Linked DNA regions of Homo sapiens: regions 1 and 2 are each linked to region 3. Evidence: chromatin contacts called from ENCODE Hi-C or POLR2A ChIA-PET data. All regions are on one chromosome and are shown on one strand. Each heading gives the region's core, a stretch centred on a gene start or an enhancer-like site at or near the end of the contact. The rest is flanking DNA. Distances are from core to core; before and after follow the strand shown.

What was found. A loop is a pair of places that touch in the nucleus more often than their neighbours do. ChIA-PET counts read pairs that join two places held with the same protein, here RNA polymerase II (POLR2A). Pooled maps may share reads with other maps.
Region 1: a map with no recorded cell type shows a loop between it and region 3 (4-fold over the local background). The contact joins the promoter of PRKCB here to the promoter of TNRC6A in region 3. A Hi-C loop is called at or near these places in 3 of 37 single-sample maps with no recorded cell type and 7 of 50 pooled maps. POLR2A ChIA-PET finds 5 or more read pairs at or near these places in 2 of 52 experiments (activated CD4-positive, alpha-beta T cell and activated T-cell).
Region 2: a pooled map shows a loop between it and region 3 (2.7-fold over the local background). The contact joins the enhancer-like site here to the promoter of TNRC6A in region 3. A Hi-C loop is called at or near these places in 1 of 50 pooled maps. POLR2A ChIA-PET finds 5 or more read pairs at or near these places in 2 of 52 experiments (WTC11 and naive thymus-derived CD4-positive, alpha-beta T cell).

What each region holds. Positions count from the first base shown.
Region 1 is chr16:23,834,733-23,837,700 of GRCh38, forward strand. PRKCB (protein kinase C beta) reads left to right here and starts at 1,251. Exons shown (of 17, transcript NM_002738.7): 1 at 1,251-1,616; 2 at 2,643-2,674. The coding sequence starts at 1,444. RefSeq lists silencers at 747-1,386, 1,417-1,496, 1,827-1,906 and enhancers at 860-1,407, 1,408-1,953, 2,217-2,356.
Region 2 is chr16:24,070,911-24,074,140 of GRCh38, forward strand. All of the region lies in intron 5 of PRKCB (protein kinase C beta), which reads left to right. Among named protein-coding and RNA genes, the nearest start is that of MIR1273H, 130 kb to the right of the region's middle. Within about 2 kb of position 1,966, at least 2 of the 41 ENCODE cell types and tissues checked have a DNase peak (open chromatin) inside an H3K27ac peak, as active enhancers do.
Region 3 is chr16:24,728,038-24,731,258 of GRCh38, forward strand. It overlaps TNRC6A (trinucleotide repeat containing adaptor 6A), which reads left to right and starts at 1,614. Exons shown (of 25, transcript NM_014494.4): 1 at 1,614-1,809; 2 at 2,216-2,263. The coding sequence starts at 1,805. RefSeq lists a silencer at 1,643-1,952.

The DNA.
Region 1 (2,968 bases), core at 1-2,500, 890 kb before region 3:
ATTCACTTGTTCATCCATGCCCTCACTCAATCAACCAATATTTACTGGGGTCTTGGGAGGTGTCAGGCACTGAGCTTGGTGCTGGGCGACATGGTGGTGAACAGCCCCCCTGCTCTCACAGAGCCTAGGTCTGGTGAAGGAGCTCACAGCCTAATGAAGCTCTGCGTTCCCAGAGTGGGGGACATGGTGGCAGTGGGTATCTTTAGGCCTTGTGCATGAACAGGGCGCTAAATAACATTGAATTACACATTGTAGACAATTATTACCCTTTCAGTTACCTTCAGATCACATCAAGGAGAGAGTCCTGGTTGGATAGTAATGTCTTTAACACCCCTCTAGCATTTATTAATTTCCTCTCTTAACAAATAAAAGATGACTTCAGTCGAAGATGCTTAGGACAGATGACGGCACCTGGAGATATTTTAATAATGTAGATACCTCTTGCTGTTCAAACTCAGACCAAAAGAGATAGGCTTTTTTTCCCCCAGAGGGTGCACAAATACGACCAGAATTTGTGAAGACGAGTCAGAAATGAATGAAATTTGGAAAAATATTGATCTACTGAAATCCTTCCTCCCCACACTATTAGCCCTATGTTACAGTTGGGGAAACGGAGTCGTTTTGCAGAGGGGATGGACAGAAGGTAGGGAGTTCTCTTCCAAACGTGCAGGAGGCAAGCAAAGCCAAGAATCTTCTCTGTGGTGGAGTTAGAGACATATAAAATAAAGATCGCTCCTCCCCTACCTCTGCAGAACGTGTGTGTGTATGTGTGTGTAAGTGTGTGCGGCCACAAGCCTTTCCGAATGAGTGACAGCGGGAGCCCATCCCTCCAGGAGACGCGTGCAGAATGACCAATGGGATGGATGGGGGTGGATGGGTACCAGTCTCCGCAGAGGCCGGGGTGGAATTCGCTGCGCCCCACCCCTTCCACCCGCTCCCCTTCGCCCCGTAGGTCTTTCCACTCTCGCTCCTCCCCTGGGCACATCTCCTGAACGCAGCCCCGGGGGCCGAGGACGGGGTGGGGTGGGGGGCGAGGCTCGGGTCCGACGACCCCGGGCTGCGGTCCCGGCGCTGCAGAGCTGCGGCTGTGCACGCTTAGCCGCGAGGCCCGCGGTAGCCCGGGCGCCGATATGTAAAGCAGCTGGCAGCGCTGGGCGGGGCCTGGGCGCGATGCAAATGAGGAGGGCGGGGCTGGCCCGGGGCTCCGCCTCCCTCCCCCGCAGCTGGGGCCAGCGGTGCCAAGCGCAGCTGGACGAGCGGCAGCAGCTGGGCGAGTGACAGCCCCGGCTCCGCGCGCCGCGGCCGCCAGAGCCGGCGCAGGGGAAGCGCCCGCGGCCCCGGGTGCAGCAGCGGCCGCCGCCTCCCGCGCCTCCCCGGCCCGCAGCCCGCGGTCCCGCGGCCCCGGGGCCGGCACCTCTCGGGCTCCGGCTCCCCGCGCGCAAGATGGCTGACCCGGCTGCGGGGCCGCCGCCGAGCGAGGGCGAGGAGAGCACCGTGCGCTTCGCCCGCAAAGGCGCCCTCCGGCAGAAGAACGTGCATGAGGTCAAGAACCACAAATTCACCGCCCGCTTCTTCAAGCAGCCCACCTTCTGCAGCCACTGCACCGACTTCATCTGGTGAGCGCGCGCGCGCAGGGCACCTTCCCGGGCCCCCGAGGGCAGCGCCGCGCCAGGGACCCCCTCTCCGCGCCCTCTGCGCCCTCCGCGCCCTCCGCACCCTGGGACCCCGCGTCTCCGGACTCCCGGCTCCGGACCCTGCTGCCCGGGACTCCCGGATGGACAGTCCTGCCGTTGCCCTGTCCCCACCCTGGTCCCAGACGGGCCGCCGCGGGGCGCCTCCTGCCCTCTCCTGCTCTCAGGCGCCTCTAGAGCGCCCAGGGGCGGCGTCGCGGGAGCCTTTGCTCCACCTGACTAGGAGCGCGCGGGGTCTGTGCCTGCCCTGGAGGGCAGCGCCTCGGGTGCTCTCCGACCCGGGGTTCCCTATCTCTCCGCCTGCTTCCGGGCGCGAGGAGCCCTCGCCCCCCACCCCTTGTTTCCGGGGGGGGCGGCGCCCTGGGTGTCCTTCTCTATCTCCCTGCGGGCATGGGACATCCTTTCTCACTCCTCTGTGCCTCCGGGCAGCGCCCTGTGTTATCTCCCATTGCCCCTCCCCGAGGGCCTGGGTTCCCCTTTCCACTCCTCGGTCACATCACTGCGGGCCCCTTTCTTCCCCAGTCCCTCCAGTAGTGGGGCATCCTTTCCTCCTTCCCAGTCCCCCTCCCAGAGGACACCACCGCCGCGGGGTCACTCTCGCCCTCCCTCTGAATGCGTCTTTATCTCTTCTCTTTTCCCGAGGGTGCTCGGGGCATCTATGGGTACATCTGTCGCCTGCCTTCAGCCCCTACCCCGACGGAAACGCTCCCCACTATCCCGCCACCTGGTGGTCGCAGCCTCCTCTCTTCTGCAGGAGTGAAGGCAGATGGGGGTTACAGCCGAGCTCCCACCTACCCCCACAAAGGCGGAAGACTCTTGGGCACCCGCCTGTGGCTGGGAGTTTGCACCTGGGGTACAGAGGCAGGGAGGAAGGCGGGTGACTCTGTGGGTAACTAGCTGGAGGCTGGGCCCCCCGGGCTGCCTGACATACACCTCCTTCTGCTTTTGCAGGGGCTTCGGGAAGCAGGGATTCCAGTGCCAAGGTAGGCTCTGGGGCTTTGGGGATGCTATTTGTGGGAAGAGAGGGTGAAAAATACTTTATAGAAGAAGTTACTGAGTTAGGCAGAGAGTGAAAGAATCACGTTGGTCGGAGTGACCTCCCAGGCTAGGAATTCTTCACCACAACAGGGTCCTTTCAAGGGGTGTGTGTGTGACTGGGGCCGATGGCGCTTGGGAGTCTTACATGCCAAGGAAGTTCACCTACCCTTCCTGCCTTCCCGGCTCTGGAAGAGTCAAAGCGGTCTCCTGAAGCAATCCTGGCATGGTCAGTTCCGCTG
Region 2 (3,230 bases), core at 716-3,215, 660 kb before region 3:
AGGAAGAAATCCTGTGATGGGTCAGATGAAGTCAGGAAAGGCTTCTGGGAAGAGGTGGCCTTATAGATCTAACTAGAAGGATGAATGAGCTTTGGGCCAAAGGCAAGGGAGGGAACCATCTGGACAAAGGGTAGTTAGTACACACTGTGACCTGAAGAGGGAGCTCAAAGCCCCCCTCCACTCCAGGGCTGATGTGAGGATGTGAGTTAAGGACTTGGATGCTGCTCTTGGGGCTTTCAGAGATAGGGGAGGAGCTTAATGACCTCGTCTTCATGATATACCCTAAGCATTCTCTCTTGGCTTTCCATTTGAGACTTACTCTGCCTTCAGACCTCTCAGAACTCTGCATATCTGGTATGGTAAGAGGAGCCTGAGCTACCTCTTCTCTGCATTGCCTTGAAAACAAAACATGGCCGGGCACGATGGCTGACGTCTGTAATCCTAGCACTTTGAGAGGCCAAGGCGGGTGGATCGCTTGAGCTCAGGAGTTTGAGACTAGCCTGGGTAACATGGTGAGACCCTGTCTAAAAAAAAAAAAAAAAAAAAAAAAAAGACAAACAGGACTGGGGAAAAGGAATAAGAGGAGCCCGTCCAACCTTCCAATTTCCACCAATTTTAATGTGGATCCAGAATTGAGAATGCTAGTCTAGCTCAACTCAACAGGGCCAGTGGTTCTACTTGTGATTGGGGGTAAAGGTCCTAGGGTAGTAAAGAGAGTGAGTACCTGCCTGGCTTGTCCGCTCTGCACATGTCTCTGGGCAGTAGCTGTGGGATGTGGTCCTGGACACTAGATCCCATCTGTCTCCTCCTATGGAGGCAGGATCTTACAGGGAACAGCCGGCAGCCAAGGCTAGCTGGAGTCTGGCCTACACCATATAAGGAGATGGTGCAGGAAAGGCTGAAAGTTATGGTGGGGGCCGAAGAGGGCGTTGAGTTGCAGTAACCATGCCCAAGCCTTTGTGGAGTTAATGATCACAGTGGACACATTCTGGAGGGGTCGTCGGCATCACTGGGCCCTGCTCCAGGATCTCAGCAAGGATGTTATTATTATCATGAGGGTGCCCAATTCAGTTTGCTACTTGTTTATGGGCTGATTGCAATTTGGATAGAGTTTAACCCCCACCCCACCCCCGCCTTTTGTTTTTAAAAATTTGCTGAGGTGAAATTCACATGACTTAAAATGATCTGTTTTAGAGTGAACAGTTCAGCGGCATTTAGTACATGCACAGTGTTGTGCAACCACCACTGCTATTTAGTTCCAAAACATTTCCATCATTCCAAAATAAAGCCCCATACTGATTAAGCAGTGACTACCCATCCCTGCCTTCTCCCAGCCCCTGGCAACCATCAATCTGCTTTTGTTTTTAATTTTTTTGAGACAGGGTGTTTCTCTGTCACCCAGGCTGGAGTGCAGTGGTACGATCATAGCTCACTGCAGCCTGGAACTCCTGAGCTCAAGCAATCCTCCCACATCAGCCTCCTAAGTAGCTGGGACTGTAGGCATGCACCACCATGCTCAGATAATTATTATTTTTATTTTTTATAAAGATGGGGGTCTCCAACTCCTGGCCTCAAGTGATCCTCCCACCTCAGCTTCCCAAAGAGTTGGGATTACAGGTGTAAGCCACCACAACCAGCCAATCTGCTTTCTTTAACTCTCTCTTTCTCTCTCTCTCTCTTTTTTTTTTGAGATGGAGTTTCCCTCTTGTCACCCAGGCTGGAGTGCAATGGCATGATCTCTGCTCACTGCAACCTCTGCCTCCTGGGTTCAAGCAATTCTCCTGCCTCAGCCTCCCAAGTAGCTGGGATTACAGGCCTGTGCCACCAGACCGAGCTAATTTTTGTATTTTTAGTAGAGACGGGGTTTCACCATGTTGGCCAGGCTGATATCGACCTCCTGACCTGAGGTGATCCACCCGCCTCAGCCTCCCAAAGCACTGGGATTACATGTGTGCGCCACGCACCTGGCCTAACTCTCTCTCTCTTTTTAAGGCTGTTTAAAAATGAAACTATTCAGTAGCTCAAGTATACCTTACTGTAAAGAGGAAGTATTTATGCAGTGCTCAGTCATCTTGATCAGAGATGATTATCAAAACATCAAAATATCTCTATGCCAGCTGGCAACTAAGAAATACCACCAGATGTCCTCTGCCTCTCTGGCCTTGTTAGTTTCTTCTCCAAGAGCCCTTGGATGTGATCTGATAATGAAAAGGTGAATGTCTAGTTCAGTGGGAGCCTTCACATCTACCCCAGGGCTTTGGCTGTCTCCAATCTGATGGATAAACCGCTTGCTAAATATTTTGACTATCAGCCCTGTGATTAAGGTCAGGATTAGAACTGTTGTATTTGTAAGAACCTCTCCTAAAGATGGCCTCCCATTGCCCACCTGTTTGAATCCTACCTGCCTTAAACATTTTTGCCATTTTTATTTATTTCTTAGAAACAGGATCTTGCTCTGTCTCCCAGGCTGGAGTACGGTGGTACAATGTTGGCTCATTGCAGCCTCAGACTCCTGGGCTCAAGTGATCCTCCCGCCTCAGCCCCTTGAGTTACTGGGACTACAGGCGCATGCCACCATGTCTGGCTAATCGTGAAAATTGTTTTTGTAGAGACAAAGTCTTGCTATGTTGCCCAGGCTAATCTCAAATTCCTGGCCTCAAGTGATCCTCCCTCCTTGACCTCTCAAATTGCTGGGATTACAGGTGTGAGCCATTGCGCCTGGCCGGTTTTTTAAATGTCTCAGTCTAAAGTTCAATATTCATCCCCTAGCCCCTAAGCCATGTTTTTAACACCTCGATAAACGATGTGCTGACTTTACCTAAAATGTGTCCAGTATTCCTTCTGAGATGGAAAGATGCTATTTTGGGGGTAAATATGTTGATCTTTTCCAGAAGGAGTCCAAGACAGCTGATGATAGCTTTTGCTTGTTCTCTATAGAAGAGCAAGTGATGGCCGGGCGTGGTGGCTCACGCCTGTAATCCCAACACTTTGGGAGGCCGAGGCAGGCGGATCACGAGGTCAGGAGATCGAGACCATCCTGGCTAACATGGTGAAACCCCGATACAAAAATATTAGCCGGGCGTGGTTGGTGGCGGGCGCCTGTAGTACCAGCTGCTGGGGAGGCTGAGGCAGGAGAATGGCATGAACTCAGGAGGTGGAGCTTGCAGTGAGCCGAGATCATGCCACTGCACTTCAGTCTGGGTGACAGAGCAAGACTCCATCTCAAAAAA
Region 3 (3,221 bases), core at 364-2,863:
ATGTTTCATGACTTTCTGTGCATTCATTCACTAGCTTAACCTATCGGAGAGGACAGGAACCCAACATGTCTAGGGAAGTTTTGTTTGTTTTTAACGGGAGAGATTCAAGCATGTTGTAAAGCCAGTTGAAGCTGGGCGCGGTGGCTCACGCCTGTAATCCCAACACCTTGGGAGGCCGAGGGGGGCGATCACCTGAGGTCAGGAGTTCAAGACCAGCCTGGCCAACATGACGAAACCCCGTCATTACTAAAAATACAAAAATAGCTAGGCGCAGTGGTGCGTGTCTGTAATCCCAGCTACTTGGGAGGCTAAGGCAGGAGAATTGCTTGAACTCGGGAGGCGGAGGTTGCGGTGAACGGAGATCGCGCCACTGCACTCCAGCCTGGGAGACAGAGCGAGACTCCGCCTAAAAAAAATGATAATATAATAAAAAAATAAAAAAAAAAGCCAGTTGAAGAACTTAGGTTAGAAAAAGGAGAATGGGATGATCCACAGAGTGGGGTTTCTGAGAAAGTAAAGGTTATAGATTTTAAGCACAGAGGAGGAATTATCTTTAAATTAGAAGAAAAAGCTTGATGAGAGGTTGGAAAGAACACACGCAAGTGAAAATATGTATCTTACTGTATCTACATGTATGTGTATTGTTGTATCTACCTGCAGATATGTATGTCTTATTGTATCTACATGTAGGTATGTATGTATACTTTTAATGTACACATATGCATCTGTGTCTACATATATACATATCTTAGTCTATCTACATGTATGTATCTTACTGTGTCTACACTAAGATGTTTCTTACTGTGTGAGCTACGTTGGAACCTGCTTTTTCATTTATTCTATTGCAACCATTTCCTCCATGCCGGGATTATTCCTCCACATCATTTTTACAGTGTCCTAATACATGCCAGTAGCTGTTTTTGAAGCCATCTAGTAGCGCTGGACATTTTGGCTGTTTGCAATTTTTCACCATCATCAATACCACAGCTTAGTATCTCGAAGGTGAAATATTTGCAGATACCCAGAATTATTTCCTGAGCAGAAAATCCGTGCAGGCGGAACTGCTGAGTCAAAGGTCGGTGGATAAAAATCGCTTTTAAGCCTCACAACCCGCCTCAGGTATGCATTCTTTACCTGAGGAGGAACAGAGAAGCAGAGAGGTTAAATAACTGGCCCAAGGTCAAAAATAATTAGAAGTGGCTGAATTCAAAAGCCGCGCGGGCTCATCAGGCTGCAGTTGGGGTAAAATTTGCGTTTTAGGCAATTTTTTTTTTTTTTTTTTTTGGCGTGTGTCAGTGGGGGAGGGGCCGGGCGGCGGGTAGGAAACTTGTGTCGCAGCAAAGAAGGAGGAGGAGGGGAGGGACTCCCCTCCTCGGTCAGACCGGAGCCGGCCGCACCGAAAAAGGTTGGACTCGGGACTCCGCAGGCCCCCCCAGCCACTCCGCGGGGCGCCTCGGAGGCTGTGACCTCCAGGGAGGTCCGGCTGGGTGCAGCGTGACACGCCGGGGCGGTTGCCAAGGACCTGCCCAATCTGCGGGTCCAGTTGCTAGGGCCTCCATCTTGGGGGCCAGTGGCCGTGGCGCCCCCGGAAGGGGTTGCCGAGTGGGGCATTCACTTCCGGTCTGGGGCCTGCGGCGGCGGCGGTGTCGGCGGCGGCGGCGGCGGCGGCGGCGGCGGCGGCAGCGGGTCGGTGTAGAAAATGGCGCTGGTGCAGCGGCTCGGGCCTCTCCCCGCGGCGCTGCGGAGGGCTTGAGGCTCGCGAGCCTCCTTCGCCGCGCCCCACTTGCTCGTGCACTTTACACACATGAGGTGAGCGGAACAAGGGCCTCCCTCCGGGCGGGAGGAGCCGCGGGCGCTGCCGCAGGGCCCGCAACCCGCGGCGGCGGCAGCAGAGGCGGCGGCGCCGGGCGTCCCCGAGACTTCGGGCCTCGGCGGGAGGGCGCAGGCTGCGTTGCTGCGGAGGCCGAGCGGGCGGCCCGGGGGAGCCTCGCTGCGCCGCGCCGCGGGGGCCAGGCCGGGGTTGCGCCTCGCCCGCGCCGCGGGACCGCAGTCCGGGCTGCAGCCCCGCAGCTTTGTGAGTCCCCCTCCCCCCGTCCTCTCCCCTCCCCCATCCGGCCCCGGCGCGAGCCTCTGCCGCAGCAGCTCCGTTTTCACGCGCATCTCGTTTTTGTGTGTGTGTTTTTGTTTTGTTTTTGTTTTTGTTTTTTTGTTTCAGAGAATTGGAAGCTAAAGCTACCAAAGACGTAGAAAGAAATCTTAGCAGGTAAGATGGGCGAGCTTTCCGTCTCCCGCCCCACGATAATCGTATATTTCTACTCCGATTCGCCTTTTCTGGGTTGAGAAGTTCCCCCGTGACATTTTCTTCCGCACCCGGAGAGCAGACATTCGGGAGAAGCGGCCTGGGGGAATACTGGAGGGATTGCGGGGAGATGCGTAATTACGCGTGTGTTTCTTTCTTTAAAAAAAAAAAAAAAAAGCGCAAAGCAATTCTTGTAAACTTAGTTAAAGCATTCTCACCCTTTTAGAATTTAATTAGGGGACTTGTGCATTAATTACTATTGTAAATGGTTGCAGGCATTGTGTGACTCATGATTGAGGCGGCCCTTATGGCGGGCTGTCAAACTGTTTTGGCTTCCCCGTTATTACTTTGTAGCTCAAATTGTTGCTTTTATAAAAAGATACTATGTGTTCGCATTCCCCCCCGCCCCCCCCCCCCCCCCATACATTGTAGTCAGGCGGATTCTGTTGCATTGGACACAGTTTTGTCCTTGAACTTTACCAAGCATAAGCTGCGTTTTGTTTTCCTTCGAAACTCCATTTCTGTCCATGTTCGGTGTGTGCTCTTTTTATCAGCTGGTAAAATAATTAAAAATCTTTTCTCCAGAAGAGGTTATCGTTCCTGTTGGGCCCTGCTGCTTTTGCATCACCGTGAAGGGAGAATTTTTTTTTTTTTTTAAACGATGTCTTTATGGAATGGAAATATTTAGCTTCATTGAGCTGTAATTGCTTAAGCATCAAGGAATTGTACTGTATTTAACTCCTTTTCACATTCATTTTCTTTCCTACCGTCTTTTCCTTTCTTATTCCCCTTTTTCTTTTGCATCATATTGGGACACTCAGGGAAACTTAGCCAATTAACCAAATCCGTGAATAGCTTTCTTTTTTTCTTTTTTTTCACTTGTTGAAAATAAAATGAAATTTCTCCTATCTCAGGTTTTAAT